Regions from separate parts of the Homo sapiens genome. Here region 2 is linked to region 1. The links are chromatin contacts, found by Hi-C or POLR2A ChIA-PET in ENCODE. All regions are on one chromosome and are shown on one strand. The core of a region is the stretch at or near the end of the contact, and the rest is flanking DNA. Distances in the headings are between cores, read along the strand shown.

Evidence for each region. Hi-C counts contacts between places; a loop is a spot of excess contacts on that map. ChIA-PET counts read pairs that join two places held with the same protein, here RNA polymerase II (POLR2A).
Region 2: a map of dorsolateral prefrontal cortex shows a loop between it and region 1 (5-fold over the local background). The contact joins two enhancer-like sites. A Hi-C loop is called at or near these places in 1 of 168 maps with a recorded cell type or tissue (dorsolateral prefrontal cortex). POLR2A ChIA-PET finds 5 or more read pairs at or near these places in 2 of 52 experiments (AG04450 and activated T-cell).

Annotation. Positions count from the first base shown.
Region 1 is chr11:8,694,569-8,702,044 of GRCh38, reverse strand. DENND2B (DENN domain containing 2B) reads left to right here. Exons shown (of 20, transcript NM_213618.2): 15 at 2,655-2,832; 16 at 3,071-3,112; 17 at 4,409-4,520; 18 at 5,379-5,618; 19 at 6,496-6,582. Among named protein-coding and RNA genes, the nearest start is that of SNORA3B, 13 kb to the right of the region's middle. RefSeq lists enhancers at 2,290-3,075, 3,076-3,863 and a silencer at 2,789-3,083. Within about 2 kb of position 2,029, at least 13 of the 41 ENCODE cell types and tissues checked have a DNase peak (open chromatin) inside an H3K27ac peak, as active enhancers do.
Region 2 is chr11:9,013,013-9,019,411 of GRCh38, reverse strand. All of the region lies in intron 1 of NRIP3-DT (NRIP3 divergent transcript), which reads right to left. Among named protein-coding and RNA genes, the nearest start is that of NRIP3-DT, 12 kb to the right of the region's middle. Within about 2 kb of position 1,471, at least 5 of the 41 ENCODE cell types and tissues checked have a DNase peak (open chromatin) inside an H3K27ac peak, as active enhancers do.

The DNA of each region.
Region 1 (7,476 bases), core at 780-3,279:
GGCTGGGGAGAAGGATGTGATGGGGGCACTGAGGTGCAGAGAGGAGAGTGGGTGAGGAAGGCTGGCCAGCCCACACCGGGAAACAGATGATGTGCAGGGCCTGGAGGTGCCAGGGAAGTCGGGGAGCTGGTTTAGGAGGAGTAAGAAAAGAGCTGGATGGGTCACAGGTCTTGGTCTGAAATGCTGGCATTTATGATTTTAGAGGTAGAGGTGTCGAGAAGGTCTGGTGGTGGCCATGGGAGGGGTGGCAGAAGTGATGGTCACTGGACGTGAGGCAGTTTAGGAAGTAAGAAGTCGGAGCTCTTCTAGACAGCCAAGGTTTAAAAAAGAAAAAAGTTTTATGTCAGTGGTGGTTAGGGGGTGACACAGGCAAGGCACAAGTGATACGGCTCCGATGAGTGCAGGAACACTAGGGTTTTTGGTTCTTATGCTGGTTTAGATAAAACGACACCGACACACGTGGAGTGGTTTTAAGGAGCGGAGAGTTTAATAGGCAAGAAGGGAAGGAGAAAGGCAGAAAGAAGAAAGTACAGAGACAGAGGGAGAGAGGCTCCAAAGCCGAGAGAGGGAACCCCAAGTGTTGTGGATACCAGCCAGTTTGATAAGAAGGCTGGAGGAGGCGGTGTTTGATTTGCATAGGGCTTAGGGGATTGGTTTGACCAGGCATGTCATTCATGTAGCCCCTCCCCCCCCCCCCCCCGGAAGCTGGCCTTCCCATCCTAGCCTTTTAATATGCGAATGTAGGGCGCCTGATGTTCTACACACGTGGGAATATGCGGGGCAGCCATGCTGCTAGGCACCTGTAGGGGCAAGGGCAAGAGGACAACGGTGGGAATTGCCATGTTGGGTGGACCCAATTTCTAATGGTCTTCATTTGCATATCAAAGGTTGCCTGCCTGGCTCTAAGAGCCGGGGCTTTCTTTCCAGACAAGAAACATTTTTGAGCTGCTTTAAAGGAAATGAGGTACAGTGGCTCACGCCTGTAATCCCAGCACTTTGGGAGGCCGAGGTGGGCAGATCACAAGGTCAAGAGATCGAGACTCTCCTGGCCAACATGGTGAAACCCTGTATTAGCTGGGCCTGTAGTCCCAGCTACTCAGGAGGCTGAGGCAGGAGAATTGCTTGAATCCAGGAGGTGGAGGTTGCAGTGAGCGGAGATTGTGCCACTGCACTCCAGCCTGGGAGTGACACTCTGTCTCAAAATAAATAAATAAATAAAAATTTAAAAATTTTTTTAAAAAAAGGAAACAAAAACTTTTCCTCTCTCCATAAAATAATTTCTTAGTAAGTCCTACAACAACAGGATGGGTTATTGGCAACATGTTACATATTGTTTTGGTCAAAGAATCCATCCCAAGCAGTGGTTTCTCTAGAGTGGTCATTTGGACATTGATTAAGCCACCTTAAATGTCAGGTGCTCACAGGAGGGCAGTGAAGGAAAATCCCCGTTCTGGTTTGTCCTCCAATAAGTCCTGAATCCCTGGGGTATTTCCTTCCGTATGTATGAGGAAGCAGTTGAGAGGAAACCGAGAAATGAACTCCCGATTGCCTTCAGAGGGACAGGAACGCAGGCCCATCCTCAGCCCAGGAGAAGAAAGGAGGAAGAAAAACCAGAGCTGCTGACTTTTCCATAGAGCACCAGGGTTTAGAAAGGAAAACTGCCCCTCACTTGTTCCCATCACAGCCTCAATGCTTCTGTGTCTCACACTTCTAGGTGTTCTGTGGGCCCATCAGGCCCTTGTGAAGAAATCTAGCCCAACAGCTGGAATGAGCTGGGTACAGCAGTTCCAAGAGGCCCCTCCTGTGTACCAGCCATGGTCATTGTCAGCCAACAAAGCCCCTGACTGCCCAGCTTTGGTGCCCTGGCCTGGCCTGACCTTAGTGGCCCCTAAGAGAGCCTGGACCATGAGGTTTCTTTTCCTGAAGGTTCTACCCTCTAATTCAGGGCTGAGCTTCCTCTTTGCCACCCTGCCCCCCCCCAGGCCAGCTCCCGTGGGGCTGTGAATACAGCTATTGTTTCCTGTGGTTGCAGCTGCCTCTGAGCACATTCCAGGACCATTCTGGGAGGGACGATCCCAAGGTCTTGTTCTTGGCCTGGCCGGGTATTCAAGTTCTGCCAATCTGGGGTCTTGGAAAAGATGTCCTTCCTGTTCTGCCTGGGGTCTGCCTCTGGCTGGAGAGGGGAGGGGTAGGTCCAGCCAGCTCATGATCCGTTGCTGATGTTTTAGGTTTTCCACAAGTTCTTTGTCCCTCTTGCCTAGTTCTGATGTGGGGTGGGAGAGGGTACCCACGATCTGCATTCACTGGCCCTAGGGGTTTACAAAACCTACTGCCTCCTCAGCCACGGGCCCACTGATGTGCCCCCCAAACCCGAGACAGCCCTTTTCCAGATCTTTGTCAGATGACTGTCCTGCGGGTTGCTGCATACCTTCCTGGCTGTTTGCAGGTACATTTCCCTAAGAGAGTAGCATTGTTGTCCTTGAGGCGCTACGCAGTGGGAAAGCGGGGACTTTACCAGTCTGCAGGGTCCCTGAACCCCATTAGCATTTTTGTTGCACTGGGAGGTTTACGATCAAAGGCTGTCCTGAGCCTCCAGCGAGCTCTAAGTTCCTGGGCCTGGGCTCAGGTACTCTGTCTCTCTGTCTGCCCATCAGTACCCTCTCCAGCTGCTCCCACGCGGTGGTGGCCTTGCTCTACCCCTTCTCCTGGCAGCACACCTTCATTCCTGTCCTCCCGGCCTCCATGATTGACATCGTCTGCTGTCCCACCCCCTTCCTGGTTGGCCTGCTCTCCAGCTCCCTCCCCAAACTGAAGGAGCTGCCTGTGGAGGAGGTGGGCCACCGGGGGAACCAGCTGGGGGGAAGGGTGGAGGGGGAAGCAGGTGCTGGGATCTTACTTGTGGCCCCTCGGCCTCTTTACCAGGCTCTTATCCTTTCTCCCTGGGAGGTCTATCCCCGGCTGGAGTACTTCCTGTTAGCTGACCCTGGGAACCTGGGAGGTCTGGAGGCCTGGCAGAGGGCATTGCGGGACTCATGCCCTGAGCCACTCTGCTAATGACTCCTTTTCTCAGGCGCTGATGGTGAATCTGGGATCTGACCGATTCATCCGACAGGTAAGAGGGTGGGTGCTTGCTAGAGTTGGGCTCCTGAGCACCCTGCACCATCACACACACTACTCAACCTTCACAACCTGTTTGTTGAGCTCTCTCTCTGGGTTCAGTACTACTCACAGACTAGTCAAGGGTGGGGAGAAGCTGGTCTTGGAATCCTTGACCTTAGCAGGGTCCGCCTTTCCAGTGACATCATGAGCTTCTAGAAGGCAGTGTGGGAATTTGAAGAACACGGCCTGGGAGTCCACAGACTTGGCCACTGGACTTTGCCCCCTTTGAGCCACATGGTCTTAGGCCTCTAAATTCTTCTGAGCTCTAAAGGAGAGGTGGTGACAACACCTGCCTTGAAATGTTTGCTGGGGGTTACACAAATAACTATAGATTGTTATGTAACGTACAGGTTTGCAATCATTGTTGTCAACTACAAAAAGCCTTTGTTAGTCGTGGAAATCCTCCTGGCTCTCTACAAAGGAGCACAACCCAGTGCTCTCCCCTATGGAAATGTACTTATTGTCTGTTACACACCAATGACGGAGCTGAGGACTCCCTGGGTACCAGGCATAGTGATGTGGACACAGAAACAGAGTATAGAGACGAAACAACAGTCTAACTTCATTCCTGAGACACAGGCTGGCCACAGTCCCCCTGCCCCAAGCCAACTGTGCCTCCTGCCTGGAGCTGAAGATGGAGGAATTGGGGAGACCTAATCAGGAACCCCTGGCTGGTCCTGGTCACAGAGGCCAGTGAATGCCACACTGGCTCTACCCCCTTTTTTTTTTTTTTTTTTTTTTTTTTTTTGGAGACAGGGTCTCACTGTCATCCAGGCTGGAGTGCAGTGGTACAGTCATGACACTGCAGCCTCGACCTGCCTGGGCTCAGGTGATCCTCCCCATGTCAGCCTCCTAAGTAGCTGGGAGTACAGGTGCATGCCACCATACTTGACTAATTGTTTTTTTGTGTGTGTTTTGCAGATAGAGGGACCTGCTAAGTTGCCCAGGCTGGTCTCGAACTCCCTCCTGGGCTCAAGCGATCCTCCCGCTCAGCCTTCCAAAGTGTTGGGATTACTGGCGTGAGCCACTGCGCCTGACCCTCTACCACTTTTAATCTCTGTAATCTTGGGCAAGTTTCTTAACCTTTCTGTGCTTCAGTTCCTCATCTTAAAATGAGGTTGATGATAGTTATGAGGGTTACTGGGAGAGATAAATGAGATTATCTACTCACGCTCTTCTAACAGGTCTTAGCACATAGTAAGTGCTCAGTGTCAGCTATGATTGTCACTGTGCTTTCTTTCTCCTGCAGATGGACGACGAAGACACGTTGTTACCTAGGAAGTTACAGGCAGCTCTGGAGCAGGCTCTGGAGAGGAAGAATGAGCTGATCTCCCAGGACTCTGACAGCGACTCCGACGATGGTGAGAATAGTGCCCGGGCACGGTCAGCTCTGCTCCAGGCTCCCTCTGCTCTGGGTCAGGGCCCCATAGGGCCAGAACTCTGCCTCTGCACACCAAACCCTTTCTGGCTGATGAGGACCTTGGTCTCACTCTAGCGTCTTTTCTACCCCAGGTAGTTTAGGAAGGAAAACCCAAAGACATGTGGCAACCCCAAAGATACTTTCTGCTGACAGAAAACTAATTATTCCTCCTTCTGAGGCCTTGCCTCAAGCCATTGCAGGAGATGAAAGGCACTTCCTCTTCCTTGGAAGCCAGAAAAATCACTTAGGGTGAGGGATATGATGAAAGTGGTGCTCTGGTTTCTACTTTAATTCATCCAGCAATTATGTTTCAACTTCCATGTTCAGAACATAGTTTCTGGCCTTCTGCAGCTCGTAGGCTAGTTACAAGGCTATGAGCACAAGAAAGCAAGCTTCCAGAGGCCGGGTGTGGTGGCTCACGCCTGTAATCTCAGCACTTGGGGAGGCCAAGGCGGGTGGATCACCTGAGGTCAGGAGTTCGAGACCAGCCTGGCTAACATGGTGAAACCCCATCTCTACTAAAAATACAAAAAGTGCACCTGTAATCCCAGCTACTTGGGAGGCTGAGGCAGGAGAATTGCTTGAACCCAGGAGGCGGAGGTTGCAATGAGCTGAGATGGCGCCATTGCACTCTAACTTGGGCAACAAGAGTGAAACTCGGTCTCAAAAAGAGCTTCCAGAACAGAAGAGTGGTACTGGCTGGAAGTCTTGTTGGGGAGAGGAAGACTACACCAGGAAGATTGAGGAAGGCTTTGCAGGCTCTTGACCTGAACCTCAAAGATTGTCTTTTCCCTTCCAGAATGTAATACCCTCAATGGGCTGGTGTCGGAGGTGTTTATCCGGTTCTTTGTGGAGACCGTTGGGCACTACTCCCTCTTTCTGACACAGAGTGAGAAGGGAGAGAGGGCCTTTCAGCGAGAGGCCTTCCGCAAATCTGTGGCCTCCAAAAGCATCCGCCGCTTTCTTGAGGTTTTTATGGAGTCTCAGATGTTTGCTGGCTTCATCCAAGACAGGGAGCTAAGAAAGTGTCGGGCAAAGGGTAAGTCTTGGTTATCAGCTCTCTTCTCTAATTTTTTCACCCACAGCAGGGCTGAAGAACCAGGCACTATGATGGAAGCTCTTGGACATCAGCTAGGGCCAGGCCTCTTAACATCCCTTTACCTCTGTTAGAAACTTCAAGGTAGCATTCTTCTCCTCCGGCCCCAGTAAATGCCTTCACAAGGCTATGCACAAGCTAAGCCACATGGCTAGAGGTAGGACTCATCTCCACCTAGGAGCAGCATGCCATTGGTTGCCCACCCCCTCCTCAAAGAGAAAGATAGGAGAAAGCCCTTCTATCCAGAGAAAAGGAGCAGACTGAGCAATTTCGGGGGTTCTGAGAACCCAGTGGTTGGGAATTCCCTTACAGAGCATTGGGCCAGCTGTCGTAGGTTGGTGGCAGTCTTCATTTAAGGCAGATGGTTATCTTGTTTTTTGCTATTTCATCAGCTCATTCGAGGGCTTTTTCATCTCATCACAATTTTTCTGTCTAACCTCAGGGTTAGTACTTCTTCTGTCCTCTAATACTATCCATTTAGTATAACAACCTTTTTGGAACAACATGGTAGAGTTGTCTGAAGGAAGCTAGAGATGTCCACTTGGGGCAGCTCTGAACTGAGAAGCAGCCTCCTCACCTAGTGCAGCTTGGGAATGTGCATGGGGAGGCAGGGTGGCAGCAGCAAACCCCGGCAAGATGTCACTAATGATCGCCTTGATGAGCCAGCCCGAATTCTAGTAAGATGCTCCTGCAAATTATCATCCCAGATGTTTTCTTTCTCCTTTTTTGGCATCTGTGCTCCATGGTTCCCTTCATGTAGGCCTCTCCTTCCCTTCCTCCAATGACTGTTCTCTTCCCTGTGCCTGTTTCTTTTACCCAGGCCTTTTTGAGCAGCGAGTGGAGCAGTACTTAGAAGAACTCCCAGACACTGAGCAGAGTGGAATGAATAAGTTTCTCCGAGGTTTGGGTAAGTGGCCTTGTTACTGATGAGATAGATGTTCAGCAAGAAGGAAGGGGCTGGGAGATTTGTGTTCCCGAATACTCTAAATCAATGTCAACAGGTGTTATACTGGGGCTGTAGACAGAACAGGATGTAGACATCCCATAGTGACTAGAAGGTTCTCAGCCAGAATTCCAAGGGCATTTTGCACAGTAGTGGTCCTTCAATATCTGTGGGGGATTGGTTCCTGGATACCCAAGGATACCAAAATCCACAGATGCTCAAGTCCCTTCTATAAAATGGCATAGTATTTGCATATAACCTGTGCACATCTTCCCATATACTTTAGATCATCTTTAGATTACTTATAATACCTAATATAATATAAATTTTGTTATTTTATTTTATATTTTATTTATTTTATTTTAGAGGCAAGGTCTGGCTCTGTCACTCAGGCTGGAGTGCAGTGGTGCAATCCTAGCTCACCGCAGCCTCAAACTTCTGGCCTCACGTGATCCTCCCTCCTCCACCTCCTGAGTAGCTGGGACTACAGGCATATGCCATTACACCTGGCTATTTTTAAAATTTGTTTTGTAGAGATGATGTCTTGCTATGTTGCCCAGGCTGGTCTCAAACTCCTGGGCTCAAGTAATACTCCCATATTGACCTCCCAAAGTGTTGGGATTATAGGCGTTAGCCACCATGCCCAGCTGTAAATAGATATTATACTGTATTGTTTAGGGAATAATGACGAGAAAAAAAAAGTCTATATATGTTCAGTACAGACACCACCATCCATTTTTTCCCCCAAATATTCTTGATCTCCAGTTGGTTGAATCTATAAACATGGAACCCATGGACGCAGAACTCATGGATATGGAGGACAGGCTGTATTTACCATATTGCATTACAAAGAGGAAT
Region 2 (6,399 bases), core at 222-2,721, 320 kb before region 1:
AGTGACCGCACTGATGTGAAGGTGAGATGAGCTGAGCTGCACCATTCTGTCCAGGCATGTTAGCAACTTTGTGCTCATGACTGTGTGATCCTGTCTTGCTGATTTCACAAGAAGGCTAGGGATGGGAATACTCTGGGGGTTGGAAGGAGGCTGCATAAACCCGGTCACTATGGAGGAGCATCCTCCACGGGGCAGCCCCATGCACCAGAGCTGTGTTGCTGGTACACGCACAAACCACTGACGCACAGGAGGTATAAAGAGGAGCTTCCTCTCTATTCCCTCAACTACCTTAAGAGATGCTGTGATCCTGTTGGGGGCTGGCTATCTGGAGATACTATTTCTACCTGCTACATCAATATTTATCAAACTTCTGCCTGGTACTCTAGGCCCTGGGGATGCGGCGATAAGACAGACAAGGTCCCTGCCCTCATGAAGCTTACATTTTAGAGGGAAGAGACAGACAAAGAACAGATAAATCAACATGAAAAGTAGCAGCTAGTGGTAAGAGCTATGTTGAAAATTAAAATAGGTTACTGTAACAGATGATTGTGTGGCTACTTTAGGATTGGGGATTATAGATGGCCTCTATGCGGAAATTACATTTCAATTGAAAACTAAATGGCAAGAAGAAACCAGTCTTGGGAAAATTAGGGGGAAGAGCTTTCCAGAGAGAGGAAAACCAAGTGCAAAGGCTGTCAGGCAGGAGCAACCATTTGTGTATATTGTAGTCTAGTGAGAAGGCAGGTCGTACAAGATGAGGCTAGAGAACCAGACACGGCCAGATCACATCGGGCTTTGGAATCTATAATGAGGGGTTTGAGTTATTTCTAAATATGTTGCAAACTTTTGAATGGATTTAAGCAGAGGAGTGAGATAATCTGATTTATGTTTTAAAAGGGTAGCTGTGGCTACTGTGTGAATAGGAAGCCAGCACGGAGGCAGAGAGAGTTATTCACAGACTACTGCAACAGAACAAGCAGCCATCCAGTTGGCAGATGAAGGTATTGTCTGGATTAGGGTGTTGTAGTGGAGATGAGAGAAGTAGAAGGATTCTGGATGTGTTTTGGGGGACAGTCAACAGAATTTGCTGATGGGGATTGTATGGAAGTGCTGAGGGAAAGAAGGAAGTCAAAGATGACTCCTAGTTGCCTAAGAAACTGGTAGATGGAGGAGACTAGGAGGAGCAGGTTCGGGATATGCAGCAGTTTTAAAACATGTTTGCAAATTCTTTGAGGTTCCTTCCATGGACAGTTGGGGTCTGTGTCACCTCCCCTTGACTCTGGGCTCTGTGACTGCTTGACCAATATTAACATGGCAGAAGTAATGCTTTACGAGGCCCAGGGCTTAAGACACTAGCAGCTTCCACTTCCTCTCCTTAGGACACTCACACTTGAAACTCAGTCACCACGTCATGAGGAAGCAAGCCATAACAGCCTGTGGAGAGGCCATGTGGAGAGGAACCACAGTCCCTCCACCCACCGGCCAGGCTGAGCTTCCAGGCGACAGCCAGCAAAACTTGCCAGCTGCGTGAGTAAGCCATCTTGGAAAGGGATTCTCCAGCTGCTCCAGCTGACACTTCATGGAGCAGTCCTCATTGAACCACAGAAAAATTAGAGATTTGTGTGCAAAATTAATGATTATTATCTTAAATGATTGATAGGTTTTGAGGTGACTTCTTATGCAGTAATATAACAGTGAAAAGGGGAGATGGTTAAGAGTTCCATTTTGGCCATTCTAGGTTCTAGGTGCCTATCATATGTCCAACTGGAGGGTTCAAATAGGCAAATGGTTATACAAAGCCCCAGGAGAGGTCAGGGCTGGAATATAAGTTTTAATGTCACAGAGTAAAGGCATGAGACTTTACCCCGGTTAAGGTCACCTGGGAAACATGTAAATAAAAGAAGACCGGGGAACTCTTAATTCTGGGATTTCCTGTGTGGGCACAGGAACCAGGACTTTGAGGAGCTGCGTATTAAGTAAACAGGAAGAGGTCAGAGCTGAGCTTCCATCTTCCCTCCAAGAGAGCTAGTTCTATGGGTGAACCCTGAATGGGCATGGATCTGTACAGTCCTTCCTTCTAGCTGTAGATATTGTTCTTTAGCCATTTACTGAAGTGCTGCATCTATGGATTTAACAACATCTCCCTTGAATTTCCAATGCTAATAAAAAAGTGTTTGCCTTTTCACACTAACAGACAATTATCTTCACTTTGGAAAATTGCTTCCTCTGAATCATGCCCTGAGCTGTTAAGTGTGTCGTCTGTAGGCACTCACTGGATTTAGGTTTGCAGGTGATATTAAAATGTCATGTGGCAACCTGGAAAAGGCAGTGGCTGCACAGCACAGTGCAAGGACTTGCTTACCCTCCGGCAGATCTTTGCAGGAAGATGCACCGGAGCTGTTGCCTGCAGCTGACCACCACAGCTGGTGGGCCTATGTGCTGGAAAACCCAGGGGTCATTCCAGGCCCAGCTGTAATCTTCTTAGCCCTGAAGAGATGCCTCTTACTGTCAGCATCTCTGCTTCTTTTCACACAGCAGGATACGTCTTGGAGCCTTACTCAAGTCTGCACTACTTCTAGCCAGCATTTGGGAGGCAAATGGACTAGCTGAGGCTGGAGTAAAGCAGTTCCTCACCAAGTTGAGGGAATCTTGTTGCATACGGCCCTCTAGCTAGGCAAGCCATCAGCTGCCTACAATTTAAGGTCCTGGGAGTGGCCAGTAGGGGCCCATCCACAGAAACTTAGAGGCCTTGGTGAGGCTTCATTTCTGTGACCATCTTCCATTCCAGGGGCTTGTGAGCCCAGCTCAGAGGTGTCCTAATATTTGTAGTGCCCTGCCTCCTTCTCCCTTCAGGCAGTCTCGATCAGCCTGCAGGAGACCACCCTTAGGGACCTGTTAACACAGCAAGGCTGCTCCTGTGATCCATGTCAGTGATATAGCCATGAAGATATCACTACTCAGCAGGGAGCACTTTCCAGAGAACACAGTGGCATCAAAATAGATTTAGAAAATGAAACCACTCTAATATAGGCAGTTTGCCTTAGTTGAATAAAAGCGATACAAATTAAACCTACCTACTGCAAGCAATGACAGTAACTCAGTAGTGCTTGGTTTTCAGAGTATCTCATAAAGGGGATGCAACTACAGACCTTAGTTACTAATAATTTCTTATTATGTTTTTGGTCATTCATTCATTTATGCAACATATATTTATGGAGAGCCTATTAAGTGCTAGACATTGTAGGAGCCAGGGATACTGCAGGGAGCAAAAGAAGCTCCCTGCTCTTGTGGAATTTAGGTTCCAGTCTGGGGAGACAGACAATAAACAAATGAACATATACTGTAAAGTCAAGTAGTGATGAGTGGTATAAATAAGGAAGGGCTAAAGGACAGAGAATGAGGAGGTGGTGGGAGGGAGCTGCTGTCTTAGGATGAGCTCATCATTAGAGTCATGAATCCAGGCCCCTCCTAGAGCACTGGCTCCTCAAACCAAGCCTGGCAGCACTGGCCCTGGCAAGCTCCTTTATCCGCCCAGCAAGACCTTGGCATTTCATGTCAAGCCAAGCTGACCAAAGCTTCAAGCTGTGAACAAGCCATTTGGCAGTTCCTCGAACAGGTGCCACCTAGTGGTTGCAATATGGAGTCGACCTGTGTTTCTGTCTCCCGTCCCACTGCCTCAGACCTTACATGCCCATAATTCAAGACAAGATCTTACCCAAGGGGCCCTGGGGACTAGGGCTGTGATTTGACAACTGATTGGTCGCATGTTGTTTGACACAGCCCTCGGAGTTTATTTTGTTTAGATATTTTCCTTTTTTCTCTGCTTGGCAGAGAAAAACTAGTGACCAAGTCCAAACTCATTGATCTAGGTCATTTCAAACTATCAACAACGCTCTGAATCTCACATACAAACACCGCATATTCATGCATTCACTGTTACGGTCTAGGCACCAGGGTAGGCTGGATATATAGTCCTGAGTCAGAAGGGAAAAGGAGTTGAAGGAATGATGAGGACAAAATCTACTCCTCAATTATAATCTTGCATGTTTTACCACTTTGTAGTTCCAGGAGCTCCCTACCACACTCCCCTGCCTTGGATTGTTCTCTGATCCTACACAGTATCCTAGGACTGAAGGATAATTTTGGGCCACAGGTTGAAGTTTTCTGTCTTTTCCCTACAAAACGCAAAAAGTAGAAATACAAGCCTACCTCAAATTTGAGCTTCGGTGCTGGCTTTGCCTTATTACATGTGTGGCAGTTGAAAAAAATTAACAGCTGCTAAGCAGGAATTGGAACCAATGCCCCAGAGAAGACAGAGCCCAGTAATGTCTGAAGCAGCATGCACAGCAGAACAGCATGGAGGTACAGAGTGTGAGCTTGTGGTGAACCCTGGCCAAGCCTGCTAAGTGCGGCCCTCTGCAGCCTTGTGGGTAACCTATCCTGTGTGACCACAAATTGGTCATCAGCACACACTGTCAATGCAGCGGTGTGTGTGTGATGCCTGATCATGCTATAAAACTGTGGACAGTGTAGCACATTGGAACCCCAATGTTACTTCCAGGTGACTTGGCTTGAAGAAGTCAGCTTTTAGCAGCCACATCAGGTACCTAAACTGGAGTTTTAAGTAATGCAGGTGCCAAGTATAAGAGGTTTGATAGGGCCAGGCACGGTGGCTCATGCCTGTAGTCCCAGCACTTTGGGATGTCAAGGCGGGTGGATCATTTGAGGTCAGGAGTTCAAGACCAGGCTGGCCAACATGGTGAAACCCTGTATCTACTAGAAATACAAAAATTAGCCGGGCGGTAGTGGCGCATGCCTGTAATCCCAGCTACTCGAGAGGCTGAGGCAGGAGAATTGCTTGAGCCTGGGAAGCAGAGGTTGCGGTGAGCCGAGATCGTGCCACTGCACTCCAGCCTTGGCAACAGAGTGAGATGCTGTCTCAAAAACAAAAAACAAAACAATTTAAAAAAAGAGGCTTGATAAACCATCACTAAGGCTCCCCATGAGGAACTGGGATGACTCAAACAGCATCACTCACCCAGTACCCCCCGGGCCCAGTATTCCTAATGTACTTCTCTGAAAATGCATTATCTACATTTATCACACTGATAGGTGCCTTCTCTAAGATTTATGATTCATAATGCTCATATTCTCCAAGACTCCCATTATGTCCTTTACGGTACCTGGATTTGTATCCCAGTTCTGCCACTTATTAGCTATGTGACCTTGTGGAAGTTATTTAACTTCTCTGTGCCTCAGTTTCTTCATGTGGTAAATAAAGATAATGATAGTACCTACAAGATAGAGCTGTTTTGAGAATTAAATGAGTTAATACCTGGAAAACTCTTGAAACATTGCCTGGCATGTAGTAAGGGCCCAATAAACGTTAACTGTCATCCTCATCGTTACATTTCACTTCTTGAGACTTTAGAAGTTAAACCCAAGAAACATTCTTTAAAGGGGTTCACTCTCTGCTGGGTTTCCCCATTTCACTGAGATGGAAAGTTCTTTAGTCACAGTTTTTCTAGTGGGGTATGTCCTAGCAACAGAAAAATTAAAGCTTGAAGTAGGAATGAAAGGCTATGATGCCTGATTTGGGTTCTCACACAAGGCCTTCCAAACACCCGTGTCCTCCTGAGCTGGGAAGGTAAAATGAGCTCTTCCAATCGCCTGAGCTTCTCTTAGGTCAGGGACGGCACAGACACAAGTGCACATACACAGCGCAGCCTCTCAATCCTTCATTTTTTCTGAGTTCCAATCCTCAGCCCCTGGTATGTGAGGATCACAGTACATCTCCTTGCTGAGCCCAGAAGCACATGTTTTCCAGAACTGCCTATTTCTATTCGATGTTTCCAGCATGGCAACATCCAACTTCAGAGTCCAAGAAGGCAGTACTCAGGTCTCTAGGCAGGCAAGGTCAATGAAGACACTCACTGTGGCAAGGTGTGAATAATTTGCATGAAACCTGTGGTCATTGAAACAAAGCCCCTTTTTGAGACATGAGGACACAGGCCTGGCCAAGGTGGGTCTGACCACTGTGCAGCATGTGCCAGGGAGAGTACAGAACTCAAAGTGCAATGTGCTAACGGAGTGTAGACAGACTGAAAAGAGTGAATTTCATTTTTTTAAACATCATGAATGAGATAGGAAAAAAGCCAGTAATTATACAGCAGAGAAATCAGGCAATACCTTGACCAGATGATCAAAATTAGCATGTCCAATAAAGGACAGATGGATATCATGTGCCTACAGATGTGATAGCCTGAGAAGAACGTACCATCACCTATACTGTACTCAAGCCAAAAATGCATCACCTCAATCTCAATACAAGGAAAATGCAGACAAACACAAAATGAAGAATGCTCTATTTTAAAAAGGGGAGGGAAGTTGAAAAACAAC